Linked DNA regions of Mus musculus: all the other regions are linked to region 1. The links are chromatin loops, found by intact Hi-C in ENCODE. Cell type or tissue: left cerebral cortex. All regions are shown on one strand. Each heading gives the region's core, and the rest is flanking DNA. Links, peaks and the distances in the headings are about the cores only.

Region 1 (10,702 bases), core at 5,360-7,859:
AAGGGAAAGGTTGTGGGGCAGCTGGAGGAAGGGATGGAGGGTTTATATGATCATGTTTCATTGTATAAGTATATGAAATTCTCAATAGTAAAAAATTAATATTTTCAGAAAACTATACTGAGATTCCATTTCACCCCAGTCTGAATGGCCCTGATTAAGGAAAGAAACAACAACAAATAGAAACACAATTCGTCTAGGCACTAGGGAAATCAGCATTGAAGTTCCTCAAAAAATTAAAACCAGATTTATTGTATGACCTAACTATGCCAAATTAGCATGTCACAGGTATACCCACACACCAATGTTTGTTGCAGCACAGTTCATGAAATCTAAGTTATGAAACAAACCTGCATGCCACTCATTAGAGGAATGAATAAATCAAATGTGGTATCTGCACAGTAGACGTATTTTCAGGACAGAGGACGCTAGGCTGCTGAGGCAGGAGTGGGTGGGCAGGTGGGGAAGCACCCTCATAGAGGCAGGGGTAGGGAGGAGGGGATAGAGGGCTTATGGAGGGGAAACTGGGGAGACGGATAACATTTGAAATGTAAATAAACAAAATAATCAATTAAAAATTAAGATGCAAAAGGATAAAAGAATGAAGCTATGCCATTTACAGAAAAAAAATCATACAATTGGAGATAAACATTGAACAAATTAAGTCACTCTCAGATAAATACTTCATGTTTCTTCCATTTGAAATTCTTTTATATAGATACATAAAATCATATTTGTACAGAAGACTCAGAAGGAGAAATGAAGTGACCTAAGGGGACAAAGGGTAGGTACTAACAGGAAGAGGAAGGGGGAAGAAGGCAGAGGGGATCAAGGAATGGTGGGGAATGTCTTAAAATGTATGTGAGGATGAAAATGGAAATTTATAGTCTATTGTAACCAAAATTAAAAAGTATGTTAAATGTAGCACTCACACTGTTTTTTGAGTTTTACTTTACATATTTGCAAGTTACATAGGTGGTTTATGGAAGAAAGAAGATTTCCTTTCACATGTTTGAAATTAGAAGAAAAGAGTTAAGGTCATGTCTTCAAACCTAGTAGCTCCTATCTTCTTAGTGAGTTCTGACTACACAGCCCTGGTCACGGCGGCTATAAGACTATACTTGTTATGCTCTTCGTGGTTCAGATAGAAGGAAACTCTAATTGTGTTGACATGCGATTTGACTTAGCCACAGGCACTGGGCTTAGGGAGCTATCCCTAACTGAATCTGGAGAGTGTCATGTGAGTTCTGAGTAATTTATAATCCACAAATCCAGTGTTCAGACCCCAGGAGAAGAGGAGCATCAGGCCTCAGAACAATCTGTGGGATACATCCTGGAGGATTTAGCACCATTTCTAACACTTTATTTAAAGATCATATGGCATGTGCTATGTACACACACATATGGGAAGATCATTCACGAGAAGAGAGGTATATTTCATGGTTACTATCTATATATTTTAGATAGCATCCATCTACAGTTTCAGGGCTTTAAGTGGATGCAGTTGGTCTCTCCCACATGCTCTCCAAGAACTGTTGATGCTGCACCCACAATGGTAGGGCAAGTTTTTCATAGCCACTAGAAAATTTCACTCTCCTCCAAATATGGGGATGACGGGCTATTTGTCATATAACTTGGCCTTGCAATTGGAGTTGAAAGCTGCTGCTGTCAAAAGAAATGTTAGGATGACTCAGCCAAGAAAGTGGATTATTAGTTTTGGCAGCAGAAAATGGGTGATTATTTCATACAAGAGAGGGGTTCTAATAGCTGTTTATATACTCTGCCCGGCGATGGACACAGTTAGGTCGTTTGATGACTTGAACAGTAGTTCATTCCTGTGACTACGCTGACTCCTGGTGATGGCTTAGTGCTGCCAGTATTTTGTTGACATGATTGGAGTTAAGTTCTCACTTCATGCGCGTCATTTCTAGTTCCCCTGAAGACCAACAGGATCCCCAAGCCCTGCTGCCAGTTGGGCAGAAGCCTGCAGAAAGTTTCTCCCGTACCCTTTTAATGAGCTTGAAAGTCTAAAAGTCCCCAGGGGTCCCACATATATAATTTACTTTATTGCAAGAGCTGGTCTGTTAGTGATTCTGTTATAGCACTGAATACCCACTTTTCTGGATGTGCTGAGTAGGTGTGTATGTTCTGGACATCCTTATCCAGTTTGATAGGATGGCTTAGTGAATGGCATGCCATGTCTGAATTAACATGCTCTAGGTCTCTTCTTTTTCCTTAATAGAATATCTGACACAAAAACATCTTGCGTGAAGGATTCATTTTATCTCACAGTTTAAGGGAATACAGTCTGTTTTTGCATGGGAAGCATGGAAGCGAGTATGGTGGTGATGAATTGCATCATGAAATACTCAGACAGGAAGGAGAGCAGAGCTATAATTCCAAGACCCCCTATCTCTGTGAACACTTCCTCCAGCTCCTAAAGGCTCCACTTCTCAAAGCAGCAATTACAAGTGTCCAAACCCATGAGCCTGTGAAGACAGTTCTTATTTAAATCATAACACTCAGCCCCAATGGGCTCATGGTTCTCATAATGCAAAGTGTATTTAGTCCAATTTCAAAAGTCTATCCTGTCTCATAGTTCCAAAGCTGGTCTAAAGTCAGAAGCACTTTTTAATGAGGAGCCCTTGTAAAATAAAATATATACATTTCCAATATACAATGACACAGGGTAAACATCTCCACTCTAAAAGGAAGAAATGGGTGTGCAGCATGCCAGATCAAATTAAAGGAAGACTAAAATCCAGAAAGATGAATGCTGAGTCCTGTGTCTCCATGTCTGGAATTTGGGGCCCTTGTAGCATTATCTATGCTTGAATGCTCTTGCAACTTTGCTCACTATAGTGTACATGGACTGTCTTTTAAGACTGAATTCAGTAGTGCCTAATTGAAGCTTCTCTTAGTAGATTTCCTAGGGTCCTGACATTTCCAAGATTCTGGATGATTTAATGAAACTTGAGTTTTACTTTTACAACCTCACATGCAGTCCCATCTAACGCCTCTGACTCAGCTATACACTGCATGGCCTTAGAAGCTCTTTGGAACCTTGGCAAAAATCCCCCAATGACCCCATAACTCTTGCATTCTGCATGCTTGAAAAGTCAGAACTACATAGACAGCATCACTAAGTTCTGGTAACAGCTTGAGGTATAACTTGGTCACCGGGGCCATGATAGCTGTTTTTTTCTGCAGGTATATATTTTTAATTCTCAATGTCTTTCCAATTTATTTTCAATTTCACACTGTGGAGCCATCAATGGATAGGGTCTTGCACTGAGGCAATGTGCAACTCATATGCTTTCTCCTAAATAGGGCTAATATCTTTAACAATTAAAGTTACTTTGTGCAAGATTGCTTTACCTGTCCTGTTCTCAATTTTAACCAGTTTCACACTCTTATCTTCACCAAATATACACATTTCTTCACATCTTTTTTCTCCTTTTTTATCTCTTATTTTTTTGTTTTATGTAAATCTGGCTAAAGTCAGTGAGCAGTATCCGTGTCACAATCTGGAATGCTATGCTGTCTTAAAGTGTCTGATCCCAAACATCTTAGTCACTTACTTTTGGATTCATCCTGATACAATTTTTCAGAACTTGGACAGAATATAGGCAGCTTCTTCACCAGAATATAATATAAATGGTCACTCCCCTAATAGAGTCCTTGTTCACTTCTGGAACTATAAGCCTGGAGTCACTGTACACATTTCTGTTGAGATCATGGTCTTTCCTACTCGAGCCAGAATGGCCCATTAATCTCTGCCTATAGCATTCTAAGCCTTCACCCACTAGCTGATCTAAGCTCTTCTCCATTCCTTTTGAAACCAGTTCCAAAACCTTAAGTCCACATGGTCAGGTTTCATATAAACTTAGCAATGACTCCATTCTCAGTACCAGTTTTCTGTATTAGTTATTTTAGGAGCCCCATTTAATAAGAATTCCATAGCATCCAGTACCATAAGTAGGAGACCAATTATTCTAATACGTGAACCTGTGAGTAGCATTTCACATTCAAACATAGCTCAGTTTAGTCACAATATGCAAAACATGAAAACACACAAAAGCAAAATAAATCAGTGGACCTGAGAAACTATGTAGCAAATTTAAAAAGTCATTTTTCAAAAATATAGGCCATCTGGATTTTGCTAACAGTATTTATTATCTGTGTAATGCTGAGTGATTCCCCATGGGAAAAGCTAGGTTTCCACAACTATACGGTAAGGAGTTCGAAGAATTTGGTTCTAAGTGATCATCATGATTTGACACCGAGTGCTAAAAATAAAATATATCTCAAGCAAGATTTGTTTTCAATGGGATTAAGAAAAAAAATAATTTCTAGTGACAAAAGATTTGATAAAATATTTCATGGTAGTATACATTTGTGTACCAAAGAGTATATTTAGGAACAGAAAGCCCCTCCTTAGCATGTACACTCTGAGTCTTAGAGTTCATATTGGTGTAATGGGAAGAATTTCTATCTCATCTTGATGTGAAGAACTAACAGAGGTCTAAATGAGGACATGCTGTGAAAAAGATTATACTGTACCTGTATGACGGCTTGCTATTTGGGAATCTAAAACAGCCTATTTCAGTTCATGGTGATTTTAAGTAACAGTGAGCATGCATACATAGGCATACATACTTCTAAGGATAACAGACTATCTTCCAATGATAGCATTATAATAAGTATCATCCTATAATAATAGTGCTTTTATTAACTGCATTTATTACCCATCACACGCCAAGCACTTAAATGCTTTCTCTTACATAATCCTCAAAATCCAAGTGTCATCAGCCACATTTGTAAGTTCTACAAAGGCGTGCTTGGATGAGGTCCCACAGATAAAACAGGCTCCCAACTCTAAGGAATGACGTTAGGACATGGGCACAACCAACCATCATCTCAGTACTGAAAAGAATTATGCAAGAGAAAAAGATACCTCCAGACACTCGGACAGGACTTCTGAACAGTTTCCAATACTGCTTTTTAAAAAATTTCAATTACCATTTAATGTATGAATGTTTTGCCTGGCTATATGCCTGTGTATCACACATGTACCTGGTGCCCTTGGGGACCAGAAGAAGTCAGAGTAACAAAGATTACTCATATAATCCTCAAAGTTATACATTCAAAATTATAAATTCACATTTGTAAAACTTACAAATGTGGCTGATGACTCTTGGATTTTGAGGATGACATGAGTTATCATTTTGGAACTGTAACAAACGGAACTGGAGTATCAAATGCTTGTGAGGTACCATGTGGGTACCAGGAATCTAACCTGGGTTCTCAGGAAAAGCATCTAATGCTCTTAAGGACTAGGCCATCTCTTCAGCCCCAAACATCCAGTGCTGTTTTACTATCTAATTCTATTCCCTTGACGCCTGATATTTGTAAGAATGCTCTGATGGACCTGTGCAATGACTAAGATCCCTTTGGGCAGTGACCTCCATGGCATGTGTGCAGGCTGTGTGGCTATGAGTTATTTCTTACTCTCATTTGTTCTCTACAAGGCCCTGTGACAGGGGCAGATAAAACTTTTTATCCTAATTTCAGAGATGGAAAGACTACAACTCATTACTTCTCCTCTGATGGATACAGTCACCTCCTGCCAACTCTTGTTCTGCGGGAACTGGTTTTGTCTCAAGGGTTTTGAATAATAGCAATCCACTACCAGTGACCCTCCACCCGACCACGCCTCTGCTCCCCACTGCTCTCCCTGGAGCTGTTCTCAGCAACTCTTCCAAGGGAGACAGTGAAGTTCAGGGATGAGACAGATTGACTTGGCCATTGCCATTATTCACTTCAGACCAGCTTAGTCACAGCCATGATTGATGTCTCAACCACCCTGCAGCTCTGTACTTTTGCTCAACTGTGGCTGTGAGTCTTGCTGGAGGATGGTTTCCTGGCTGTGCTCTCAGGATGAAAGTGGCTGCAGCACAGATCGTCTCCTGTACATCAGGGCTTCTTCCTGTTCATGCTGCTAGTCATGTTCTTATTCATGCTTCCTAATCATGCTGGCTAGTCACTTGTGTCTCAGTATCACCCTGGTAAAGACCCAGGAGCTGGAAGCTTGGTTTTGTTGCCTGTGTAAGTAATAATCTCTTTTTACCTTAAAAGGGTTAATCTGTCAGGCCTGGGTTTGCTTTTGTCTTATGTGTGACTCGTGTGTGTGTGTGTGTGTGTGTGTGTGTGTGTGTGTGTGTGTGTGTTTTATATATAGACAGTCCCACACTTCATCTGTCTTCATGCCCAGCTTGTTACTGCAATGTTGTTTTTAGCCTCTCCTGTTCTTGGTACATCTTTTCATAGGGCTAGGAATATGCAACCTTCCCAGGCCTTCTTCAGCTCCAGGCTGGTGCACAACAAGCATGATGTCTCAACTCCCTGACAGGCTATTTCCAGTCTTCTGTGCATCAGCCTTTCCAAGACATGATGGTTTGTTTCTCCTACATTACTCTTACTCCTGACAGCCAGGGTCTATGAACTTTACAGACACAAACTCATGCGTGTTCCCCACAACCCCGATGGTTTCCTGTAAATTAAGGGGCACATGTCTGTTACTTGTGCATTCACAAGTTACCACTACTGCTTGGAAACTGCTTGTTTTAGCTTTCATGTCTGAGTGACAATATGGAGCAATTATCTTTCTGTGTCTCATTCCTTTCTCTTAACAAAGTGCCTTGTAAAACTTACCTAAATGGGTGAAAATGACAAAATTTCATCTGCTTACTATTGAATGGCACTTCATTGCTTATAAGCAATTTATTCTTTTATCTATTAGTCCAGTAACGAACATTTAGCGTTACTCCCATGTTTCTGTTATTGGGACGACTGCTATAATGAACATTAGCTATAGATGAGTCTCTGACATAATAACTTTGTTTTATTTAATTTGAATATGTACTAAGCAGCATTGTTGCCCAGGCGTGGGGCAAAGTTCGCACAGGTACATTCTGTTTTGTATTCATACCCATTTTCCATACTTTGTCTGGAGTTGAACTTAAAAGCATAAAAATCAAGCATCAGTGTAAATATTTGCAGGACTAAAAATATCATGTTTCATGTTAACATTGTCTTCTTGAGTTATATATAACTTTATTAAGTCCCATGATACAATCTCTACTTGGCAAGTGTTCATTACACTTAGGCCAAACGTGCTCTTCTCTTACTCTGTTTCAGTTGCTCAAGATTCAAAAACTTAACTTTCAAATCTCCACATTCAGAGTTTTTTCTTGTTTACTTTGGTGACCCAAATTATCTTTATTGCTTTTATCTTGTCAGGAGAGTAATGAGTCCTCACTATATCTTCAGATTCATCCAAAGCATCAACTGCAGCGTCTATGGCATGAAGCACTCTGCCTTTCCTGATTTTCTGCCATGGTCCCTAGACCCCTTCCTACTGCTGTCTTGGTGAGCTGCAAGTCTGTCATCCCAAGACTTATTTACAGCCTGTTTGTCTTATGCATCTGTTTGAAAGCTCTTATTTTTCTCTTTCTTTTATATTTTAATAATGATTTCATATTTGGTGCAGTGCACCCTTGGGCACCATTGCCTGCCAAGTGTGTATATGGCTCTGGTGGCATGTGACCTTTGCTTTGTATATGGCTCTCACTGTATGTGACCTGTGCTCAGCCTTAGACATGGTAGCCAAAGCTTTCTACATTTTTGTCATTTGAATTTTTATGCACATGCGTGTATGTAAGTATGCATGTTTATGTGTGTCATAGATTGATGCATGTGTTTACGTGGTGGGTCAGAGGACAGACTCAAATGTCATCCTCAGGAAATTTTTTTAATTGGGTATTTATCTCGTTTACATTTCCAATGCTATCCCAAAAGTTCCCCATACCCCCCCCCCACTCACCCACTCCCACTTCTTGGCCCTGGCATTCCCTTGTACTGGGGCATATAAAGTTTGCACGACCAATGGGCCTCTCTTTCCACTGATGGCCGACTAGGCCATCTTTTGATACATATGCAGCTAGAGACACAAGCTCTGGGGGTACTGGTTAGTTCATATTGTTGTTCCACCTATAGGATTGCAGATCCCTTCAGCATCTTGGGTACTTTCTCTAGCTCTTCCATTGGGGGCCCTGTGATCCATCCAATAGCTGACTGTGAGCATCCATTTCTGTGTTTGCTAGGCCCGGCATAGTTTCACAAGAGACAGCTATATCTGGGTCCTTTCAGGAAAATCTTTCTAATGTATGCAATGGTGTCAGCGTTTGGAGGCTGATTATGGGATGGATCCCTGGATATGGCAGTTTCTAGATGGTCCATCCTTTTGTCTCAGCTCCAAACTTTGTCTCTGTAACTCCTTCCATGGGTGTTTTGTTCCCATTTCTAAGAAGGGGCAAAGTGTCCACACTTTGGTCTTCGTTCTTCTTGAGTTTCATGTGTTTTGCAAAGTGTATCTTATATCTTGGGTATTCTAAGTTTCTGGGCTAATATCCACTTATCAGTGAATACATATCATTTGAGTTCTTTTGTGATTGGGTTACCTCACTCAGGATGATGTCCTCCAGGTCCATCCATTTGCCTAGGAATTTCATAAATTAGTTCTTTTTAATAGCTGAGTAGTACTCCATTGTGTAAATGTACCATATTTTCTGTACCCATTCCTCTGTTGAGGGGCATCTGGGTTCTTTCCAGCTTCTGGCTATTATAAACAAACCTAAAAGAAGACAGCCACAAGAACAGAATGCCAACTTTAACATCCTCAGGAAATTGTCCACTGCCTTTGAAATAAAGTTTCTCATTGGCCTGGAGCTCACCAATTAAACTAGACTGATTGACAGGCATCCTCCTGTGTTCTTTTCCCTGGTGCTGAGATTGTAGTCTGTTGTGCTCAGCTTTCTCCTGGATGTGAAGAGCCAACTCAGGTCCTTACATTTGCAAGGCAGGTTCATTACTAATTAAGCCATTTCCCAGAATGTACCTTTTCCAGTCTTTTGCTTTTCATCTTGAAGCCTAATTTTTCTAATTTTCCTCTTTCTTTTTTGCATTTAATTTCTTTTTGATAATTATGGGTTCCCAGATATTTGTGATAAATCATACAAAGATATCCCATGGATCCTTCAACTGACCTGGTTCCTTCCAACAATAAATGTTGCATAATTAGAGTACAATATCATAAGAGGGAAATTGACACCAATGGTATTTATCAATGTTATATTTGAACTTCTCTAACATAATACCTGCTTGTGTGCATATTAAGTCTATTCCATTTTATTATATGTACTGATTTACATAACAATAGCACAGACTACACAAAGAGTAGCATCGTCAAAAAAACCCTTGGTGTTCTTTCAAGGTCAGTACGGTCTCCCAGTACCAACCAACTGCATACGTGGTTCTCATCATTAAAACACTCTACAAAAGGTACCATTTGGTATGTGATCTTGGAATGGCTTCTTTGACTTAAGCCCAATTCAAGTTTATTGTGTCCAACAGTGACCCACTCTCCTCTCTTGAGCCTATAGTATGGAATACATTATAGTTTGTTAATCATTAAGCAGTGTAAGAAAATTAGGGTTATTTTAAGATTGAAGCTATTATTAACTATGCTTCTGAAATATTCGTGGGCAGGTTTCTATGTTTCTAGTTATTTGAATATATGCATAAAAGTAATCACTAGGTCATAAATCAAGCACATTCCTATTTTTATTAAATTCTCAATTCTCTTCCCCAAGTGGCTGTGTCACTCTGTGCCCCCCACCCCAGCGTGTGAATGATCTGGTTCCCTGCACCATCACCAGCTTTTAGTGTTATGGTTTTGTTGTTGTTTTGTTTTGTTTTTTTAATTTTACCATGTTTCACCTGTATAAGGAGACCCTTATGCAGCTTTTACTGTGCATTAACCTGCTGTGCACGTCCCCAGTGCTCACTAATGTCAACAATGCTCTCATCTTCTCGCTTGGCATCCATATAGCTTTTTTTCCCCCCATTCTCTACTTTGACTTTTTAGACTTGTGAATTCTGGATTTCTTTGGGCATTCTAGATACAAATCTGTCAGACTGTGGTTGAGAAATATTAGGAGGGTGAATGATTTCCATCCTCCTCGTGAGATGTAATAGTTAATATTGATGAGCTAGACGGGACCCAGAATCACCCAGAAGACATTAACAAAATGTAAGTTATAAATGGAGAGAAGAGGACAACATCCAGAGCAGCCATGGGCAGCACACTCCATGGGCTGACATCCTGCACTGAATCAAAAGGAGACTGCGGGTTGAGCACCAGCCTTCACTTTTCTCTGCTTCCTGACTGTGGATCCAATATGACCAACTGCCTCAAGTGCCTAGCGTTGTGATTTCCCAGATGGGACGGACGGTCCTTTCAAACTGTGAAGTGAAGTAAGCTTTCCTTCCTTAAGATGCTTTTCTCAGGTCATAGTAATGAGAAGCACCTGGAATTCTTCAGCTAACTTACACACGGAGGAGCATGGGCTGTTCACGATTTGAAACTGTTGCGGATGAAGGCACATAAGACATAGATTAGATTTTTGTATGTTCCCCATTGGCTCACAATATATGGCTTGATTTGGGAGTAGTGGAGCCTTCAGAAAATGGATAATAGTGGAAGGCTGTTACATCACTAAAGGCATGGCTTTAAAGAAGATAATAAGACCTTGGCCCATATTTTTTCTTTTGTTTTATTTATTTGACCACAGTGACTGCCTTC
Region 2 (10,702 bases), core at 4,378-6,877, 170 kb before region 1:
CTATCAGAATAACACCTGAATAATACCTGATTATTTGACAGAAACATTGAAAGCCAGAAGGGCCAGGGAAAAATGTATTTCAAGTTCTGAAAGACAGGTGTCAACCCAGAATATAATACCTGAAAAACTATTAAGTTTGAAGGTGAAGTAAAAAGTAACAAGACAAAACACACTAAAGGAATTTATGAGAACTAAGCCAGCTCTGCAGAGGGTATTGGAAGGAATATTTTAGTCTGAAAGCAAAGATAAACACACCCAAGAGGTCATGATGAATAAACAAAATGTTCAGGGAAGTTAATCAAAAGAGATCTAGGAATATGCCATAAAAACAAGAAAGACAAAAACGAATACACATTGTTCAATAATAACTCTTAATACTAATGGCCTCAATCCCTTGTCAAAGAGATGCACACAAGCAGATTTGATTAGAAAACAGAATTTTTGTTGCTTTTAAGAAACACACATCATCATCAAAAGTAGACACTCCATTAGAGTAAGAGAATAAAAACAGTTATTTTAAGCAAATGAGGCTGAGAAATAACCAGGAGTAACTGCACTAATATTTGACAAATGATGACAAGGGCTGTGGAACTTGAAAAATCCAAACAGGATTGGTGGGAGTGAACGTTAGTGAAGCCAGCGCAGAAACCAGTGTGGCAATTCCAGCAGGAAACAACCAGCCTAGGAATAGATGTACTATATATATGACAATGATAGACCAGTCTGGGACATGCATCAAAACAACTCTATTTCTTACTATTGCCAGGTCCACTGCTGTTTTATTCACAATGGCTAAGCACAGAGACAGCCTAGATGTCTGTGCAACTGACTAAAAGGATAGTGGAAATGAGGTATTTATATACAATGGGATTTTATGGAGCTATAAAGAAAACCAAATATGAAATGTTTAAGTAAATAGGTGGAGCTGGAGAATACACTGAGTAAGATAACACACAGCCAGAAAAACAGATGTCACATGATCTCACTCATTTGTGGACCTTAGTGTCAAGTTGTGTGTTTAATTTGGAGAAATCATGAAATACAGAAAACTAGGAAAAATAATGCAGGGTATTGCCACCACTCTTGATGCATACAAGAATGTGATGGTAAGACCCTACTGCTGAAGACACAACTCGTGTTAGTCCCAGGGCATGAAGAAATGTGTCAGTATTGGTCAGGAAGTTTTCCCTCCTGTTGGCTGGCTTTCACAGTACTAGAACATAATATGCAGGCTGCTGGGGGGAAAGCCATCTACTTTCTGATCCAGCTTTGAACTCTATGCTAACAAAAACGGAAAGAGAGAAAGTGAAAGAAAAGAAAAGAAAAAAATATGACGACTCTGACCAGATAGGAACATGGCGCAATGTTATGGTATGAATGTCATAGGATAACCAGTGATTTCTGATTGGATTTAAGGCTTCTTTTACAGGAGGAAACACACGTCTAGTACTGAAAATCTGGGCAGGAACCCAGGGTTGGGAAGATCATTGGCTCCAGGAGTTATTCTACTATTCCACCTGTGTTGAATGGACATAATACCATGCTGCCCTCTGTCTGTATTTTTATACCTGTGGATTAGAGCAACTCTGAGACCACATCAGTGAGGTTGATTTGTGCAGTGGATGAAAGTTAACCTTAAAACTCAGAACTGGTCAAGGTGCAGGGAGTGACTGACTGTGGTATGCTCAACCGCAAGTGGGACATCTGTATCATAAGTTTGGGGACACTAGTCTCCATGCTCAGGGACAATCACAAGGGAGGGGTAAGAAGACTGTATGAGCCTGAGGTTGGGGAGGAAGGGAGCAGAAAGTGTTTTCTGGACATCGCAGGACCAAAGCACCCCGAAACCCACAGTTGGTGTGGTTACATGCAAGAAAGGCACAGGATCAAGCCAGTCAAAGTTCCACCATGGAGAGGGGAAGGGCCTCATGAGCCCTCACCCCTAACTGAGAGTCAGCTGATGGCATCTAAGGGAGGGAGAGTCAATCTCCTACACACTGTGGTAGCTCAGCCACACTCAGGATTATACAGATAGCACACATTGGAGTCCTTGGGTTAGTAAAGTAAAAACATGAAAAAGGACACAATGTTAGAGAGTCAGAATATCAGAGATCACACGGAAAGAGTTTAGGGTGAGTATCAAAAACATTCTAAGTAGTTCTCAAAGAATTACTAAAATTATTTTAAAAATATCATTACATATGGCAGTCATACTGCATGCACCATCTTATGATGCGCCCTTCCCCTTTGGTCTAACGTCTCAGCTGAAACCCACACCGTGGTTACTAGGAGGTTCCTTATTGCTGAGGGTGTTCCAGGCACAGGTCGACGCGGCATGCCTTTATCTGTCACTCACACAAGGGCCGTCTCCACTTCTTTGTCTATTATGAACAAAGGTGCTATGAAAATGCGTATTAAAACATTCCATGCGGGGCTAGTGAGATGGCTCAGTGGGTAAGAGCACCCGACTGCTCTTCCGAAGGTCAGGAGTTCAAATCCCAGCAACCACATGGTGGCTCATAACCATCCATAACGAGATCTGACTCCCTCTTCTGGAGTGTCTGAGGACAGCTACAGGGTACTTACATATAATAAATAAATCTCTAAAAAAAAAAAAACATTCCATGCATATAATTTCTCTGGATAAATATCTAAGAGGGGATGTATGTGTCTAATGTAAATAACTGCTGAATATTTTCAGAGTAGCTTTTCTGTTGACTATTTCCTCACGAAATTTAACATTGCTCAATTTCTCTGTGTTTTCAATACTCCTTTGACAGTTTTGTTTTTAAATTTTATGTGTGACTGCCTTGCCTGGGTACGTGTATGTGCATGGCATGGATGCATGGATGTGCTCAGCATGGATGCCTGGTGCCCGTGAATGTCAAAAGAGGGGATTGGCTCCCCTGGAACTAGAGCTACTAATGGTTTTGAACCATTGTGTGGGTGATGGGAACTGAACCTGGGTCCTTTTCAAGAGCAAGAAGTGCTCCTAACCATTGGGCTATCCCATTGGCCTTTTCATTTTTGACAGTCTTAGAGTTTACATTTTACATTTAAGTCTATTCTTTAATAAGCTGTGAGGATATTGTCAGTTGCCCCTTATTTCCCCAGTGCCGTTTGCAGGATTGTCTTTCCTCTGTTGAGTTGCTTTTACATCTCTGTCAAGGTTTGGGCATAGCTCAGATGCACTTAGGGGCTGCCTCTTTGGCTCCATTAGTCTATGTGTTTATTTCTGTGCCAATACCGCAGACTCTTAACCACTCATAACTACGTGTATCCTCAAAGCAGGAAGAGTTTCATTTTATTCTTCTTTTTCAAAATTACTTAAGCTGTATGTTTTTTTATTTTTCCAATTATCAGGTGTTTTATATTCTTGTGATAGTTTTCACAATGATAGTATTAGAAGTTGGCAAAAACCTTAGGAGGATTTGGAATTTTTACTCCCAAGGGATCTTCCAACTCAGGAAATGGGTGAGCCTCTTCATGGAGTTAGGTCTTGTGTTTCTTTCATTGGTAACTTTTACCGTTTAGCCATAAACTTTGTGCATATTCTGTTGATTAATTGTTTTGTAAGCATTTGTAGAAGGTGGCATATTTTTAATTTTGATTTCTATGTGTTTGATGTGGAAGTATAGTCTTTGTATGTTTATCTTATATACTGTAACCATGACAAAGTCCATTGTTGTCATTCTAGAAGTATTTTTGGCAATGGTAAGGGATGGGTTTCTGGAGACAATTCACACCATATGAGATTTTTATTTCACTGGCTGGAAGAATGGAGAGGTAGGAACTGCCCTGTCCTGTCTACTCACAGGGACAGCAGGCTGTCTTCACTGTCAGGCATAATGTGAGCTGGCTTCTATATCAGATCGATCAGGCTGAACACGTTCTTCTGTTCTTTGAGAATTTTTTTTTACATCTAATGTGTTAGTATTTTCTAAATTCTCACACAAAAAAATTCTCTACTTTATCCTCTTGTAATATATTTGTATTGACATTTGTATTGTTTATGCAATATATTTGTATGGTTGTATTATCTGTAGTATGTGTTGATCGATCATATGTATGTGTTTATTTGCCTTGCTTTTGAATGAGTAGTTGTCTCATGCACATGTGTTCTTGTCAGTCTTGCTTTGCTCACTTCAAACAATATCCACGACAAGCATAATAACAAGGTGGAGATTTTCCCACCATTTCCTGGTGCTTCTGATGGGTCTATTTGTGACTGGACCTGGGCTTATTGTATCACTTATTTACTGACAGCATGTGGTCACTCTAGTTTTTCTCAATTACAAGCAGCAATAGCCCATTGTGAGTAGACTTGTAACTACACTGACATTTAAGAAAAATTTTATTATCTTTGGGATGGAAGAGCAAAACCCAAGAGATTTTCTATCTCCCCAGAGCTCTCTTTTGATCCTGAGACGAGCTTAGATTTTAGCCTTAATGTATGCACTACCTGCATTGGCAGTGTGTTTTTGGAGTAGTCTGTTCAAGTTAAATTAACCTCACAGAACAGTTTTTAACAGTTCTACTATAATAGAAGCCCACAGTGCATCATCCAGTAAGTTCTAGGCATTGTTTTAATTACTTGTTTCACAACAAGCCAATGAGGTAATGATCGAGACTCAAGTTACAGACAGTGGCTGAGAAGGATGTAGACACAGTCTGTGTGCGAGCTTTGACTTGCCCGCTGGAGAAACTCAACATTTTCCTTTTATTATTCTCCTTCTGTCTGAACTGGAAATAAAACTGTCTGCTTCTCAAGATGCTTCAAAGAACAAACGATGTAACAGCTCTGATGGCGTTTTTAAAGCACAACTAGCAAATAATATATTCACCATTTCAATCATTTTACTTTTCTTCAGGGAAGATCATGAACACCGATGTCACTTCTCATCATGGTATCCAGCACGATCCGTCGAGTCACTCTCTCAGAAGGTGGGTGGTTAAGACCATTTATTTCCCAGTGACTCCATGAATCACTTTTTTCCCCCTTAGAGTTCTTGACGTCATCCTTTCTCCTCAGGAGGCTGCCTCTGACTGTTCACAGTCCCTGTGCTAGGATAACTGTTTCTCAAGTCTCCCTAGAAGTCTTTCATGATGATCTGCTAAACACATTCCTGACATCCTTTCTGCACAGCACCCACACTTCCAAGAAGCAAAGTCATGGGGATGGCGTTCAGAGTCCGCAAAAACTACATGTAGAGAGGACAACGCTGATAGCCCATTGGTGGGAATTGGGAGTGCAATTCCCTGTCTTCACTTTTTCTGTATCAGTGATGCACTAAGTGTCTGTTGATTTCCACCCTGAGTGAGTCAGATGGCAGCCGGAGAGGCTATTGTTAGAGGAGATAAGTAAAGCTGCCTGAAGCACAACTTTAATTAATTCAGCATTAATTCTACATTAAATATTGAGAATAATGAGTGTTCCCCAGATGTCATTGTCAAGTGTAGGAGAAACAACAAACGTGTCAACTTAAGCAAGTTACTGGGCAAAAAAGTAGGGGAAAGGTTTGTCTCAATCGGAACAATCTGTTACTACTCTCTGTTGCCCAGAGAGACAAATGTTCAAGTGACGCCCACGCAACATCAGTTTGGCGCTCAGCATCCCATCCTCGCTGTGACAGCCCTGCAGATGGTCTGTGAGTAAACATGGCTCATCACATCCTTGTTTTAGGAGGTCAGCTCTCCTCCTCACTCACTCCATTTTTGCCAAGTGACTTTTATTTTGTGGTTGTTGCTTTTGAATGGGAGTCAAAATAAGTAAATCAATACTGCTCTTCTTTTGTAGCTGCCAGCTCTGACTTTCTCCAAGCATGCATGGGCTTCACCCAGTGGACAGGCATAGAGCAGGCTGCATGGGTCCAAGCACCCATAGGTTTAGCTCATGGAGATCAGATGCCATTAGGCTGCGAGCTGTTTAAGCTCCAGGCTCCCACCGTGTCCTCATCATGTTTGCTTGTACAGCAGGCACACACGGTCTTGTGTGCTTCCAGGAAATTTCTTTCCTAAATGAAATTCTATTCAGTTTTCAACATGTATACTCTTGTGTTATTATTAAATATCCTCTGACAAGTCAATTTCCTGAATATTCTTACTGTCTGTCATATGTACAAAGAAGAGAAGCCTATAATGGGGTAGCCTATCGTTTTAGTCTCACTTTACTTTTTCTCTTTTTACAGTTCTATTATCTTGGGAGCTTGAGTGATTGAATTTCCTGCCTTTGCAAAGGATCTGAGTTTGGTTCCCACTACCCACATGGTGGTCCCCAACCACCTAGAACTCCAGTTTCTGGAGATCCAGTGCCCTCTCTGGCATCTGAGGAATTGTATGAACATACTGTACACCCATAGATGCTAGCAGAACAGCCACACACATAAAAGAAAATAAATAACTAAAAAATCATATCTAATCCAGTGTGAGCACTAGGTAAATACAGTATTGATGAGACATGGCAAGACAAATGTCCAGAACTGATAGATAGCACTCAAAGGAAAAAAAATGCCAGTTTTGAACCTGGCAACATTCTTCAGAATTTTCCAGAGACTAAAAATTTTAGGCTATTATGGTATTGTTCTTAGACACAGGAAGGGCGTGTCACATGAAATTCATGCCATATTTAATGAAAGGATAGAAAAGAACTTAGACGGGTAGAGGGTGAGCCTGGCTTTAGATGGTGCCTTTACAAGTGGCACACGGAATCCACTAAGGCTTTTTTTAGAACATGGTGGTCCCTGCTACAGGAAGGCAGGTGTCTAGTGGGAGGGCAGTAAGTGCTGGGATGAAGCCTGGGGACAAGTGACAGGAAGCACAGGTGCCACAGAAGCACACTTCAGATCCCTCCCACTGTACACATTTTGAGGGTATTTTCATCAAAAAGTTCTCAAACATTTGTCAAGTTGTAGCACAGACTCATGGGAATGGGGGACTGTGAAGCTGTGGTGGCCCAGAAGTCCCTGAATGTATGGCATCAATGTCACTATGCACGGTAGCATCATGAAGCCCAGGATGCTTTCACTGCTTCTCCATAATTCTCAGAAACCACTGTGAGGCGGGCAGGTATTGGCTATTCCATTCAGTGGTAGAGACCTAGAGAAGTTGACCAACTTTCTCCAGGGCGCAGACACACTAGCTGGTTAAGCTTAGGTTAAAAGCTATACTGAAAACGGGGAGAAGAGTTTGCTATCTAGAACTGTCAGCCCTCTACAGGGAGAAAATCAGGAGGAAAGGACATATAAAAAACACAGTGCCTGAGGTAGGATGGAAAACCTTCCAGTGTGGTCAAAGGACAGGTCCTTCCCTGTCTGGAGAATTTGCTTAAAGTATCTGGAACACCAAATGTTTCCCTGGAGTTTTGAGGAAGGAGGATGTTCAGTCATGAAGGGTACAAATGGCTGGAAGGGAGATGGAAATGAAAACCTATCTCTAGCCTGAAGAACTCCTGTCATGACAGGAAGGGGACAGTGTGGTATCATCTCAGGGGCCCAGTAGACTTAATGCCTACTGTCATAGTTAGGGTTTTATTTCTGTGAGCAGACACCATGACCAAGGTAATTCTTATAAGAATAACATTTAATTAGGGCTGGTTTACAGGTTCCAAGGTTCAGTCCATTATCATCAAGGTAGGAACATGGCAGCATCCAGGCAGGCACAGTGCACATGGAGCTAAGAATTCTACATCTTCATCTGAAGGCTGCTAGCAGAATATTGGCTTTCAGGCAGCTAGGATGAGGGTCTTAAAGCTCACACCTACAGTGACACACCTACTCCAACAGGGCCACACCTCCTAATAGTGCCACTCCCTGGGCCAAGCATATACAAACCATCACAACTGTCACAATGAGATTGTTACCTGTCAGTCATAGGACTTTTCAGGCATGAAATAAGCACAGTTTATGACAGACACACGGGAGGCTGAGCAGCAGGTTCTCAGTACACCCAAGACCCCAAGGGGATGAGAGGCTCTGTACCCCACTAAGTGGTTCCTGCAGATGCAATTGCTTCTGATGGAGGCACCATGGTGGAGAAAGCTAGGGTCCCCTTTCTTGGGGAGGGAATTGAACTGAGAACACATGGCCTGGTGAAGTTACAGCTTAGCAGATGAGATCTCACGATGGGCTCCCTAGGGGTGGCATAGCCCTCACAGAGACATGCTCTAGGAAGGTGTGGGAGACACAACTGCACTGCTGCTCTAGAAGGAAGGGGGTTTACAGAAGTGTGGTAGGTAAGAGAGGTTGTTGGGGCAGCACCAGCTGACATGGGCTTGACATACAATATACACAGACCCAGACAGATTGACACACACTCCTGAGCTGAGCAGGCTGTGTGCCTGGGCAACGGAGAAGTTCACAAGATCAGCGCCTTCCAGGAACTTGGGATACACTCCCCAGAGAGAAGGAAGATGGTCAAGAAAACGTACGAGACTATGGAAGTGAGAGCTGGGGAGCTGTAGTCTCGGCAAATATCCACAGCCATCATAGAGAAATGTAATGCATTTCCTTCAGCATGTCTCAGTGCTCAATGTGGGACCCAGAATGATCGTCAGATATGTGACTGTGGGGACCACTGTGGAGGGAGAAGTAAACGCCTGCTGTGTATGTGCATGTGAGAGGCAGAACCCCAACAGCTAGGGAGGAGTACAGATGCCTCTCCACTTTGATGGAGTTGTGTAAAAAGAAAAAAATATCACTCTACGTTGAGATTATAAGTTCAGAACTCGTACCTAATACCATAGGCTAGCAACAAAGTCCAACACTTAGCCATCATCGTTGGCTCTCCATCTATCCATCCTGATGGGTCAACAGGCGATTCACCATGAAAAGGAAGATCCCATTTGACACTATCTTCTGACCTCTCGGTAATTTATGGTCCTTCTATAGGCCTTTCTTTCTGCACGTTCATCCCTCAGGAATGTTAGCCTCTCTCTGTACAGCTGCTAGTCTAAGGGAGGAAACATGAGCCATCTCTCTTAACTGAAGGCAGCAGCACCAGAGTACATTGTGTTTGTGTGTTAAGCACAAGGCCAATTGGCAGGTCTGAAAGTATACAGGCACCCACTGGGAGCCCTGTCAGACCTGGGCTTCTGCTCGGGAAGGGTGGCATCTCCACTGCCTGCTGCTGGGATAGTTGCTGGGGACAGGCTGTGCTTCTCTGCACTTTGAGCTCCTTGACACTGCATCTTTCCCTTTCCTTCCTAGTCAGTGTGAATTTGAGAAAACGTCAGCCCCTAAAAAATCAGACTCAGACGGCCATGATGTGCCATTTTAGAAAGCAGCATGTTACAGGAAAAGGTCGTTTTAAGCATAGTTCCCAGCTGAGCCCACAATTCTTTCCAGATGCCTACATGGTTTGGCAGAGCCTGGAGGAGTTCATTAGATTTTGATTGTGGTGAAAACTCGGTGCACCCCCACTCCAGGGCACTGATAGCCCAGGGGCGTTTTGTATGTACTGGTGTGGAGCAAGCTGGGCTATGGCTCTGACTTGGGTCTAGCCTTCTTTCCCCAACCCCCTCTCAGCTCCTCTGGAGAAAGATGGAGCTGGATGGTGGTCTTTACACTATGCTTGGCACTTGGTTACCAGGTCATTTGCATCCCATTGTGGTATATCCAGGGGCTTCGGGTTAAATTTTTCTGTGAAGTAGGCTTTATTCAGAGTGCCCCAAAAGGTAGACATACTACTCCTTCACCTTCATCCTTACAGCTCAATGCTGGCGGGTCTTAGGTAGTTGCTTCTCTCGGGAGCTAGAGTGAGTACCTTCCAGACTGAAGTTTTCCCCTTCAGCCAGCTCTTCCTGTGTTGATGGTGCAGGGTCGCTTTAGGAGCCTGGATCAGGGATTCTGACCACCCCCAAGCTCTATTCTAGCCTGGGATCCATCTGCACAGAGCATGAGACTGGACAGCATCTTGCAGGCTTCTGCGGGAGTCAATGCTTGCAGTAATTAAGGAAAAGCTGCTTGTGAGATGTTCAGAGACAAGACTCTAGCCAAAAGTCCTTAAGGAGTTGTTGCACCAGAACAATGTGCTTGGAGCACCACTGCATACACAACACTGGCAAGCTCACCCTTGGAAGAGGCTCAAGTCAAATGAGCTTTTTCTTAGCCCACTTTTGGTTACTGTAACAGGGTTTGCTGACATTGAATAGGCAAGTTATAAAAATAAGAGGTTTAGTTTGGCTAATAATCTGGAAGCTGGGAAGACCAAGAAAATCAAATGGTTTTTGCATTTTCTAGGCTTCTGTTGAGGTCCTCGTGTTGTTTTGACTCAGTGAAAAGCAGCAGTGACATGCATCTGAATGTGTGCATGTGCATGTGTGCGTGTGTGTGTGTGTGTGTGTGTGTGTGTGTGTGTGTGTGTGTGTGTGTATGAAAGACACAGAGAAGGGATCTCATGGAAGCCCAGCTATGCCCATAAGAAAAGCTTCACTCGAGATGGCTCTGCCTCCATGACTGGTGGCCCCAATGCTTCCACACTGGCAGACATGTTTCAGCATGAGTTTCGGAGGGAAAACCATTGCAGATCTGACCATGGCCTCTGGGGAAACAACATTTTACCTAAACCTTAACTCAGGACTGATTTGCATACCCATGTATTCCAGAAATCTCTCTTCTTCAAGGCACATGTGCTGGGTAAGGATGAGCTGGGTTTGAGGAGGAAGCGCCATTGGTCCTCTGTCAGGATTTATTCCTGTTGGAATTCA
Region 3 (10,702 bases), core at 3,667-6,166, 260 kb after region 1:
AAGCTTCTGGATTTTTGAAATGACTGACCTGTGTTTCTCCCACAGGAAGAAGGGACTCTGATCATCGAAGGACTCCTCAACATTGCCTGGGGACTCAGACGACCCATCCGGCTGCAGATGCAGGATGATCGGGAGCGAGTGCACCTGCCGTCTGCCACATGGGTGCCTGAGAGGCTCAGCTACCTCCAGTGAGTGTCTGGCAGGTAGAGTGGAGCCAGGGACCTCCGTGATGTCTATTATCATGGTGCACCACATTATATGTGGAGTTCTCTGTCCCAGTGGGTACCCCAGCCTTGGGGTAGACGCTTCACTGCTGTATGGGGCTTAGGAATGGAGCGCAGACCAAACCCCTCTCCTGTTCAGTGGTTACCTCAGTCCTTTCTGGCCTTACCCACTGCAACACACAACCTTACTTAGGGTGCCCTCCCTGGGATGATATGACCTTTGCCCCTCCTCCAGGAGAATAATTTCATGCTCCCAACACCTGCTTTATGGTGCTGGGGACAGAACCCACGCCTAAGTGCTATACTAATGAGCTATGTCCTCAGCCTACTGGGATCTCCTTGAAAGGAAATTTTAGGGATTCATCCAAATTTATTTTCGCTACTGCTTCACATTAGTGACAGATTCTGTTTGCATCAATTTACCAGAATTTAAAATCCGATTTATTTTACCATCAGGACAAAGGCAGTTAGTCTGAGTTTTGCTTCTTTGCGCAATGATTCTTCAGAGGCACACATTCAGAATTTTGTCCTTGCCAAATATGCAGATAAGATGGGCATGGTGATGTAAGTTTGCCTGAGATTACAACCCTCAGTAAACTGAAGGGCAGAGGAATTCTGAGTTTGAACCCAGGTCAGGCTCACATACAGAAACACTGTTTTAAAAACATATATGTGAAGGAGCTGGAGAGTTGGATCAGAAGTTGCAGCTGCTCTGACCTTAGTTCAGTTTCCAGCATGCATACAGTGGTTCAGAGCTGCCTATAACTCTATTTCCAGGGATTCCAGTGCCCTTTTCTGTCCTCCATGGGCTCCTGCAAAATGTGGTGCATATAAACTTACCTACCTGAGTACACATGCACACTCAATAGATGATAGATAGATAGATAGATAGATAGATAGATAGATAGATAGATAGATAGATAATACATGTGGGTGACACAGTAGCTCTTACCCCAGGTGTCCCTGGTCACTGGTACACAACTTTGAGCAACATGACTTAGAACATAAAGACTCCTTGGAAAGGTTGCAAGTATGACTCATGCTTCCCACGCCAACCCCTGTCAAGGTAGAGGCAGTCCTACTAGCCATCCCTCGCCCAGCCCATGTTCACAGTCTCTCTACTGAATGCTATCTCCTCTCATCACTCCCGTTCCTTCTCTATCCTGATACTGTCTTCTCTGGCTTGTGGTTGGGGTCAGTCCTGCCAAGAAGGCTGGAGAATTGATCCCCAAAGTTAATCTGACTCCTTGGACCCACAACACCCTCAAGCCCTTTCGGCACACAGCTGTGCAGGCACTAAGCTGGCTGAGCCTGCATCCCAGGTGTACTTGGGCACTGACTTTGCACATGGTCTGTGATTCATCTCAGAACAGTTACCCGTTCTAAGGGATAGCTTCCACTCCTTCCAACAGATGCTGTGGGGAGCTTTCTACTATACTGATAAAATTCACCACACTCAGCCCTTGGGCTCCTCACTTGTGTCCTGCCTGTGAAAGCAGAGAGGCATTTTTCTCTGTCGCAGCTACTTGAGTACTGTGCCTCTCTGTTTTCAGAAAGGAAGCTTCACCCCAGGACAGCAAGGTCCCCACTGAAGAGCCTGGCACTCAACCTGCAAACAAGGCAGAGGTTTCCGGAGATAGCTCAGGTAAGCAAAACCCAGAAGACCCCAGCCTGTTTTGGATGATGCACACAGTCTCCAAAGAACAGCCATAGGGAATCACAGAAACAGCTGCATCTGTCTCATGAGAGAGCCTCACTAAGGACCTGCACAGGAGGAAACAGGTTCCACACATTCTTCTTTATTCCTCTACGGAAAAGAAAGCAGAGGCTTATAGAAGTGTTGCCTTAGGTCCTTGGCCTGAGTCTTCTGAAGTGGGCTGTGATATAAAAAGGAAGTGGGCTCAGCAGAGGCCACTGTTCCCTTTTGTTCCAAGCCTCTAAGACCTCATCCTCACATTCAACTCCAAGATCAGGTGTCATTCACCTGTGTTCTTTGTACCCTTCCCTTAGCACCTGGTGAAGGACCTGTCCCTGAGTGAGTGAGTGCTCAGAGGACAGGGATGGAAGGACCACATACCTCAGTGGGGACCATGAGAGGCACTGTGGCACCAACACAGCTGCTCCCCAGCATCCAAACCAGGCCCAGCATTACTATAGAGTGCCACGACTACAGGGCTCCAGGGAGCCACAACGTCCACCAGGCAGTGCCACTGCTTGAGCCATGACCACCTTCCCTCCCCCCTGCCCCCAGCTTCTCATCTTTTATTTCTGCAGGAGCCCTGGAGGGGGAAGAGGAGGAGGTCCCACAGCTTATGCGGACAAAGAGCGATGCCAGCTGCATAATCCAGAGGAGGTCCAAATCCCGGGCACCAAGCGAAGCCCAGAAGATACGACGGCACCGGTTCTCCATCAATGGACATTTTTATAACCACAAGGTGAAGTCCCCATCTGCCCTTTCCTGGGCCCTGAAGCTGAGAGTACAGGAATTATTCCCCAGCACAGAAGAGCGGGCCCCTAACATTCAGCATTCGTCCCATTCCTCCATTAGATAACTGTTGCCCTAGGCAGAAAGCTCAGGAGAGTGACTGGCTCTTCCTCAATGCCACAGCGGTGTGACATCCCATTCGAGCTTCCACACAGACAACACTACCCCCACCCCACTTCCATTCTCTAAGTTGTATGGATTGGGTGCAAGAAAGCGCTAAACAGATGATAATGCCAAGAGTATCTTTAGTTGGCCCACTCTTGTGAGGCTCCCTTTCAGGGTCATGGGAACATCATGTACACAGCGGTCGCTCTCACTGGGTAATTAAGCTGGCTTGCTAGGTGTGCCCAGAGCCATGGGTATCTTTTCCCAGAGAACCCGGGGATCTCAGAGTTCCCAGCCCTTCTCCTTTTGTACAAGTATTGCATTGTACTGGCCTTAGGGAAAGATCACCTTCCCCTCATTACATCACTCCATTAACAAGTGAGCTATAAAGGGATACGTTGATTGTTACTATAAATGGAGTGAGTGGCAGTCTGGGTGTGGCCCTGCCTATGGAGCTGGAGTGTACTGGGACAGGCCACATCCTGCCATGCTGGGGAATGGAGAGGGAACCTTCCAGCTGAAGCAGTTGCCGTTCTAAAAGGGTGATTCACAGGAAGGAAACATGGACTCCAGAGACTCTTTAACCAAAACAAAAAAGCCATTTTCACCTCCTCTATACACAATGTTCTTAGAAGTTGGGGTACAGATTCCTTAAGACACAAACAACAATGAAAATTACTAATTGACAGCACTGACGTTTTTTGGTGGGAGTACTTGTCCTAGATTTTATTCCTGACAACTGTGCTTCACGTTCATTTCCCTAAACTGTTATGACTAACAGCATGGGTTTTATCCCCAGACCCATCCAATTGTAGGTATCCCCACTGCTTTGTCCTGGCTACTCGGATCCAGATGTGATCCACTGTGATAAGAAAGCAATCCAACGACCTTCTCTCTACTTGGCTGGTATATGTCCAAGGCAGGCTTTGTGCAGAACAAACACAGCCTTGTTGACAAGAATGTTCCTCTCCTTGAAGTAGTTGAATGACCTTCCATGCATCTTTGGCACAACAATAGTGGTTCTCAACCTATGGGTCACAACCCCTTGGGGGGAGGTCACATGGCCCTTTCATAGGAGGTCACCATAGGATGGTTCTGAGACCATGAGAAAGCACATATATTTACATTACAATTCATAACAGTAGCAAAATTTGTGCTATGAAGTAGCAACGAAATGATCTTATGGTTGGGGGTCATAACAACATGAGGAACTGTATTAAAGGGTCTCAGCGTTAGGAAGGTTGAGGACCTCTGTTCCAAAGGCTCATTTCCTGTACAGCCTGTAGCCTGTTGTGCTTGTGGGTGTCAGCTAGGGTTGGTAGGCTCACTGCAGCACAGTCAGGTTTGATGGGATGCACCAGCTTTAAGCAGATAGGAAGCACATGAAGTTCTAAACACCGCAGACTCCTCCGCTACAGCACAGTCCTTTCCAAATGGCTAACCCTAACCAGGTATTTAACATCCCAACCGAGGTTTCCTTTCTCAGAAAATAGGAACAGCTGTAGGTAACCCAGAGGGCCACTGTAAGGATCAAGAGGACTTGTAAGACGCTTCACACATTCCGTGCCTGGTTATAGTGCTTGTAGCAGGCTTCCCAAGCCTCAGACAGTGTCCTGGTTAATTTTCCTACAAGAAAGCTCTCTGACAGCCTAGCTGTGTCCCGATGAGCTCATCCTAATTGAAAACATAAGGTGGAAATACATGCAGCACCCAAGTCACAGTGCTCCGCGGCTCAGCGACACAGCCCCCTGGAGAGTTCCGGTTGCTTCTCCAGAGGATTATGTGGCTAACCGGGAGCTGTTCACACCATTGCTGCCCGGCACGGAGAGTAGCATTGGATTCCATACGATGGTGGCGGGTGGGAGGATCCAGATTTAAAGTTTAAGAGATGGTTTGATGAATGTGTATATTTTTTGCACTGTCGTAAAGTAAAAAATGATGAGTCACACCATCATAAGTTAGGAGCTATCTGTGCTGTGTTAGAAGAAAAATCAAGATAATTACAAAAAAAAATAACATGCCTCTCATGTAAAAAAAAATTATAAATAAACCAGGCATGGTGAATTATAAATAAACCAGGCATGGTGACAAAGTATGGCGATCCTGTTTTGAGACAGCTTAAGCTGTGCAAGTGGTTCAAGGCCACGTAGTGAGACCTTATCTAAAAATCAAAGAAGAGAGCTGGGGGTGTTCTTCATGGTGGTGGAGTACTTGTAGGTACTTAGTATGTACAAGACCCAGGGTTCAATTTCCAGGACCACAAAAGAGTAAACATTATCTGCTTGGCATGGTGATACTAAACTGCAATCCTGGCTTTTGGGAGGCCAGGCAAGAAGGTCTTGAGTTTCAAACCATCCTGGTCTGTGTGGTTAGAATTTGACTCAAAAAAGTATACAGGAATGTTTAAATAAGCAATTTTTAAAATTAGCTGGAGCACCAGATGTTTGTTGGAGGACTTGGCATCCTGTGTGCTGAAGAGTGAGAGGAGATGCCCATGGCCTCATACAGGCCACAGGAAGCCTTACATATTTTCTAAAAGGGGGTTCTGACATAAGCAGACATGCCTGGCAGTCTTCTCCAAGGGTTGTTTCTGAGCCATCAGGTCTCTTTGGGAGTGAGAGATGTAGGAAGACCCAGGTACGACTATATGAACCTGGGCTAGATCACATTTTGTTATCTGGAGTATTTTAAAAGGTAGCACCAAGGGGAGTGGTATGAAGGATATGCTAGAAGGTGAGAGGAAGGGGCTTGTTGGCAAATGCCACAGTGAGACTGGAGGCCTCTGCTTGGACAGCACTTGGGGAAGAGAGTAGATCTGGAAGCTTTGAGCCTAAGTCCACAGATGTTTGTTGATGCTGATGCTGTCGGTAGGTAGAGTGATGGAGAGCCCTGTGTCCTACCCCAGTGAATTCCTTCCAGGGTCCTGGTTTCCAAGATCCAGAGAGCTGCTGTTGATGGGTATGTACAGTGTTAAGCACCTTCTTCAGAGTGCTCTGAGGACACATAGCTCCTTGAGTGTCCCCAGGTCTAGGAACAAACATCATGGTCATGGGACAGGTGCTCTAAGAAGTAGTCTCCCGCTGTTTTGGTCTGCTCAGAACTTTAGCTATGTTTCCTCTGGACCTGCCCTAAGCTATCTATCTGCTCTACACAGACCTCAGTGTTCACTCCTGCCTATGGGTCTGTGACCAACGTCCGGGTTAACAGCACTATGACCACCCAGCAGGTGCTCACCCTGCTACTAAACAAGTTCCGGGTAAGTGTGACCCCAGGGAACAACAGCTTTGCCAAGAGGCTGCTTTGCTGAGTGGTGGAAGGACTGGGGGTTGCTGGGATTGGCTTTTGGGGGAAAGCCGATGTGCCGGTGTCCCTGGGATTCTAGGCAAGGAAGGGTGTGGGGTTGGTCTGTACCCTTTTGCTAAAAAATGCTGTGGTTGGATTTCTTGTGGCTGCCTGTGCAGGTAGAAGATGGTCCCAGTGAGTTTGCACTCTACACCGTCCATGAGTCTGGGGGTAAGTGCTAGCTTCCGGTGTTCACACAGCAAGTGTGCTACCTGTTCTTCTTCCCCACACCTTCCCCTCCACCGTCAAACTTGGTTCCGTTCTGAGAACCCCTCTAAAGCAGTGTTAGGAAGAACCCTCTCCAGGCCCTTCTCATTAGTGAACCATTACGTAGCTCAGTTAAGAGAGTAGGACTTGTATGCCAGGGCTGCGACCTGATCTGCTCTTGTAAACCCTCTGGGTCCCTCTGCAGCCCATGGGCAGCTTCTTGTTGCTAAGCATTTCCTGTGTCCCCAAGTCTGTGGTCCCCCTCTGTCTGCTCTGTCCCGATTTTCTCTGTGCCGAGCCTTTATTAAATGATATATAGGAAGGACAATTATTTTCCCTCTACTCCCACTCACTGGATGGGCCTACAAAGTACATGAACCAAATGCAGGTCTACAAGAGGAAAACAAGCTGGCTTGCTAATGGGTCATCCCAGATAACCATGGAAGGTCCCAGAGATGAATCACCCAAAGGAATGCCCAGACTCCTTTTGTCATAGCAAGGAAGTCAACTTTTAGAGAGGTGAGAAGATGGAGGTGAATGGAGGGTGGAGGGGACTTTGAGGCAAGATGGTGACCAAGTATCAGTAGCTAATGGAAGGTGAGGATGGTTTTTAGTGGCATTCATTGTGTGGATTCCTCTGTTGCTGCCCCTGGGCTAACAAGGGTCTAGAGTTGGGGCTGGTGATTAGCTTCTGTCCTGACAGTATCTGACTTCTGACAGTAAATGAGAGGTCTCAACAGATTGATGTCTTGCTGCTGGGAAAGTGAGAAAAGCAGCTGTTTCTAGCCTCAATCCTGAGTCCAGAGTGCTGACCTAGGTTGGCCAGTTCTGCTGCCCTTCCATGGAATCATGTATCTTGCAAGATGCAGACCCACAGAAGTCTGAGAAAGATTCTCTGACTACCTCCCTTTTATCATGCCCCTGTCCTGATTACATACATACATACATACATACATACATACATACATGCATACGTACATACAGGGGTAGGTGGGCAATCCTCACATCCCCATGAATTTTGTAAAATTCTATTTCAGAGCAGACAAAATTAAAAGATTGCGAGTACCCACTGATATCCAGAATCCTGCATGGGCCCTGTGAGAAAATTGTCAAGATCTTCTTGATGGAAGCTGACTTGAGCGAGGAGGTGCCCCATGATGTGAGTGGGGGTGGAGCTGAAAGCCTGCTCCACAGGGAGGGACTGTGAGGCAAGACTTGAAGGAAGGGGATCTTGGCCCCAGTCTTCCCAGGCAGTGTATCCTAGGTTCTGTTAGCTTAGGGGACAGAAGAACTGGGGTACTCAGAGAGCTCAGCCCTGCTGGTTTCCTCATAAGTAAAACCGTTTCTGATGCTTTTGTTATCATGCTAAAGACTCACAGAGAGGCCCTTAACTAGGGCCAACTCAAGGGCAACAGGTATTAAATCTCAATGATAAAACTATACACAGATGTGCAGCCCCTAAACAAAGGGGCCTCCTTGGAATATGGGTCTCCAAGCTTGTGGCTGACTCCCTCAGCTTCCCAGGGCTGGGTCAGCTTCTTTTCATTGTTGAGCACAATGGTATTCCCACTCCCCACCCATGCCAAGAGCACTCGGGTGTGACAATGACACAGACTTGAATGCTTTTCCCAATATTTATCTCAGTGGCATTTCCTCCAGTGGATGAAGGTTGCCTTTGAGATAAGAGTAGTCCCTCCTCTCCCAGCACACAGAACTGAGCAATGGCAGCAGTAGGGCTGGGAAGAGAGGCGGCTCCTGTGTCCTGTGGGTACAGGACTTTGGCTTTGGCCACTAGGGAAAGCACATCTCAAGCCCTCATCTAATGCACATGTTAATGGTCTTGGATTTTCTAGGTTGCCCAGTACATTAAGTTCGAAATGCCGGTGCTGGACAGTTTTGTTGAAAAATTAAAAGAAGAGGAAGAAAGAGAAATAATCAAACTGACCATGAAGTAAGCATTACCCGCTGGCCGGACACGGTTTTGGCCACTAGAGAACATCTGCAGGGCGTACCTCTGTCCAAGCAGGCAGGCTTCTCCCTTCTGGAGACACCAAGTACAGTGGGAAGGCCTGCTGACCTCGGTCCCCAGTAGTACTCTCCTACCCCACTGATTAGTACCGATAGCAAGCTGGGGTGTTAGCCTCCTGAATTAAAGCATACACCTATCCAGGCCGGGCCTCTTCTCTGAGGAATTTGGAGCATAAGACAAAGGGCAGGAGCCTGGTGAGCCCTGGGTTGGCTTTCTGGTTCTGCTAATGACCAAGCTCCGATAAAGCAAGCACAGAGTCTGCTGGATAGAACCTCAGCCTAGTCCAAGGCTGTCCTACAGGCAGGAAGTTTGAGCCCAGTGGGAAGCAGTGATTGTTAACACTCAAGCTCTGGCTGCTGTTTGGGGGAGCAAAGGTCACCAGCATCAGGACAGGCTATGTGACATTAATGATGCTTTGGGTCCCAGTGATCTGTTTGTGATTCAGAGATGTGTGGCATGGGGCAGGATGTGTGAGGAACATTTAGGAGGGCTGGGCGGGGAAGTCAAGATGCTCTCTCCAATATGAGAGACCAGGAGCCGGGGCTGGTTTGGATTTTGGCTTCACACTAATGATCCCTAGAAAGCCATATCCACCCACAGGCTTCCTTCTGTGCAACTAGACCTCAGATGCAGTGGGGACTCTAGAGCATCGTACCCATCAGTGATGTCACTATAGGATTTTAAAGACAGTAGAGGCCTGGGAATCACCTGGCCAGTGGATTCAGTTTGGGAAGAACAGTTCAAAACCCAGGCTAAGGACGTAGCTCAGGTTAATTGCACAGCCCTGGCTCAGGCATTGTCTTCTTACAAACTGATCTATAGCCCTGAGCTGCATCCCAGCACATCCCTGTCCCTACTAGAGAGTCTGGAATAGAATTGCCAGCACTTTTCTTTGAAGTTCTGCACAGTCCGCTGCCCTGGAGCCTCCTTGCTGAAGGACAGAAGTGACTGCTAGTCGACCAGCTAGGAGCAGTGGTCTCCCTGCTCCCATCACCCCCACTCTCTGCTCTCACCTCCCTGGCCCTCTAGCCTTAGGAAAACCCCTTAGCTTTGTCTCTCTCCAGGTTCCAAGCCTTGCGTCTAACAATGCTGCAGCGTCTGGAACAGCTGGTGGAGGCCAAGTAACTAGCCAGAGCTTGCCTTTTGTGATGCCTGCAGTAGCAAGTGTGCATGGAGTCCCAGGGACCCAGCTCTAACTGATCGCTGACCAATGGTTGCTGCCCAGTACCCATGCTCATTCCACCTCTCCACGGACGACATAGCATCCTGCATCTCTAGTCTTGGTACCACGGTGAGCATGCACAGGCACACCCAGGAACTTGCTGGCTAGGATCTATGCGCAAAGCTGGCCTACGTGGTAATAAAGAGCCTTGGAACTGTGGTACCAGCCACATTGTATGGTTGATTAGTATGGCCAGCCTTGTTCCTGTGTATTTCCAGCTTGAGAGAGCTGTATAGCACCTATCCCTGGAGAATGGGTTTCATCTGCTTGCCCAGTGCCTGTCCCTGAGCCTCTGCATGGCCACAAGTCCCTGCCCTTATCACCCATGCGAACAGAAACTCTGTCTTCCCTTGCTTCTCATTGCCTCTCAGGAACCATTCTGGAGCAGGAGCTGCCAACAGTCGTGAGATATGGCCTGCTTCTAACTATTGCTTCACCATGATATCCTGGCTTCCGAGCCTCCTTTCCCAGCCAACATTCCTGGCCTAGAGGTTAGATCGGGACTAGGACTACCAAGATCTCCTCAGCTCTTGGCACAAATCACCCTTAACTTGTGAGTGTGATTCAAAGAAATCCTTGAAAGGAGTTGTCTTCAAGAAATATGTCCATTGAATTATGTTTCGGAAGTTGATTCATGTAGCTGACAGTGGATCCAGAAGGGTCAGTCCCCTTCACTCCATCTTGTGGATGTCTATATATGTCTCCTGCTTTCCTTGAGACAGAGCTTGTTTCTCTCTAGTGGATAGGGACAGCTCTCAATACTTCCTACCAAAGCTCTGCAAAACATGGAAAAACGTCTATTTGAGGACAAAAGGCTTCTAATCCCTTAGATACAGATACAGAACCACTTGTTTGCTGGCTGATTGAAACCTCTGGAATGAATGAGAAAACTATGCAGTGGTTTATATCAGTTTTGGGAATGATTGTCTAACAGCAAACTAAAGGCCAGCTTCTTCTCCTGAGGTCTGTGGACAGTGGATTTAAAGAGAAGTATGATGAAGGCCTTCGAAGACAGAGTTCCATCTTCAAGGCAGTGCATGTAGAAGCCACTCATGGAGCCCTGAAGAGCAGAGTGTGAGAACAGCTGT

What was found. A loop is a pair of places that touch in the nucleus more often than their neighbours do. Peaks named below come from ENCODE experiments on the same cell type or tissue, not always from the same donor. Only the 100,000 strongest peaks of a DNase experiment are listed, where the experiment ranks them.
Region 2: a loop joins it to region 1, with 3 times the contacts of the local background. A loop is called at or near these places in 2 of 42 quality-filtered maps.
Region 3: it touches region 1 in a loop (4-fold over the local background); 2 of 42 quality-filtered maps call a loop at or near these places.

The regions. Positions count from the first base shown.
Region 1 is chr6:116,897,611-116,908,312 of GRCm38, reverse strand. No RefSeq gene overlaps it. Among named protein-coding and RNA genes, the nearest start is that of Gm36873, 110 kb to the right of the region's middle. In left cerebral cortex, for the core only: no CTCF peak of the experiment used is centred there; DNase peaks (open chromatin) are centred at 5,927 and 6,305; H3K27ac peaks cover 1,654 bases.
Region 2 is chr6:117,066,399-117,077,100 of GRCm38, reverse strand. No RefSeq gene overlaps it. Among named protein-coding and RNA genes, the nearest start is that of 2810048H02Rik, 81 kb to the left of the region's middle. In left cerebral cortex, for the core only: no CTCF peak of the experiment used is centred there; DNase peaks (open chromatin) are centred at 5,050, 5,301 and 5,619.
Region 3 is chr6:116,637,053-116,647,754 of GRCm38, reverse strand. It overlaps Rassf4 (Ras association (RalGDS/AF-6) domain family member 4), which reads left to right. Exons shown (of 11, transcript NM_178045.4): 4 at 46-188; 5 at 1,778-1,869; 6 at 2,499-2,659; 7 at 5,969-6,070; 8 at 6,276-6,327; 9 at 7,401-7,522; 10 at 8,217-8,314; 11 at 9,457-10,702. The coding sequence ends at 9,517. Mir7043 (microRNA 7043) reads left to right here and starts at 1,708; the gene lies at 1,708-1,777. In left cerebral cortex, for the core only: no CTCF peak of the experiment used is centred there; DNase peaks (open chromatin) are centred at 4,208, 4,654 and 5,178; H3K27ac peaks cover 1,457 bases.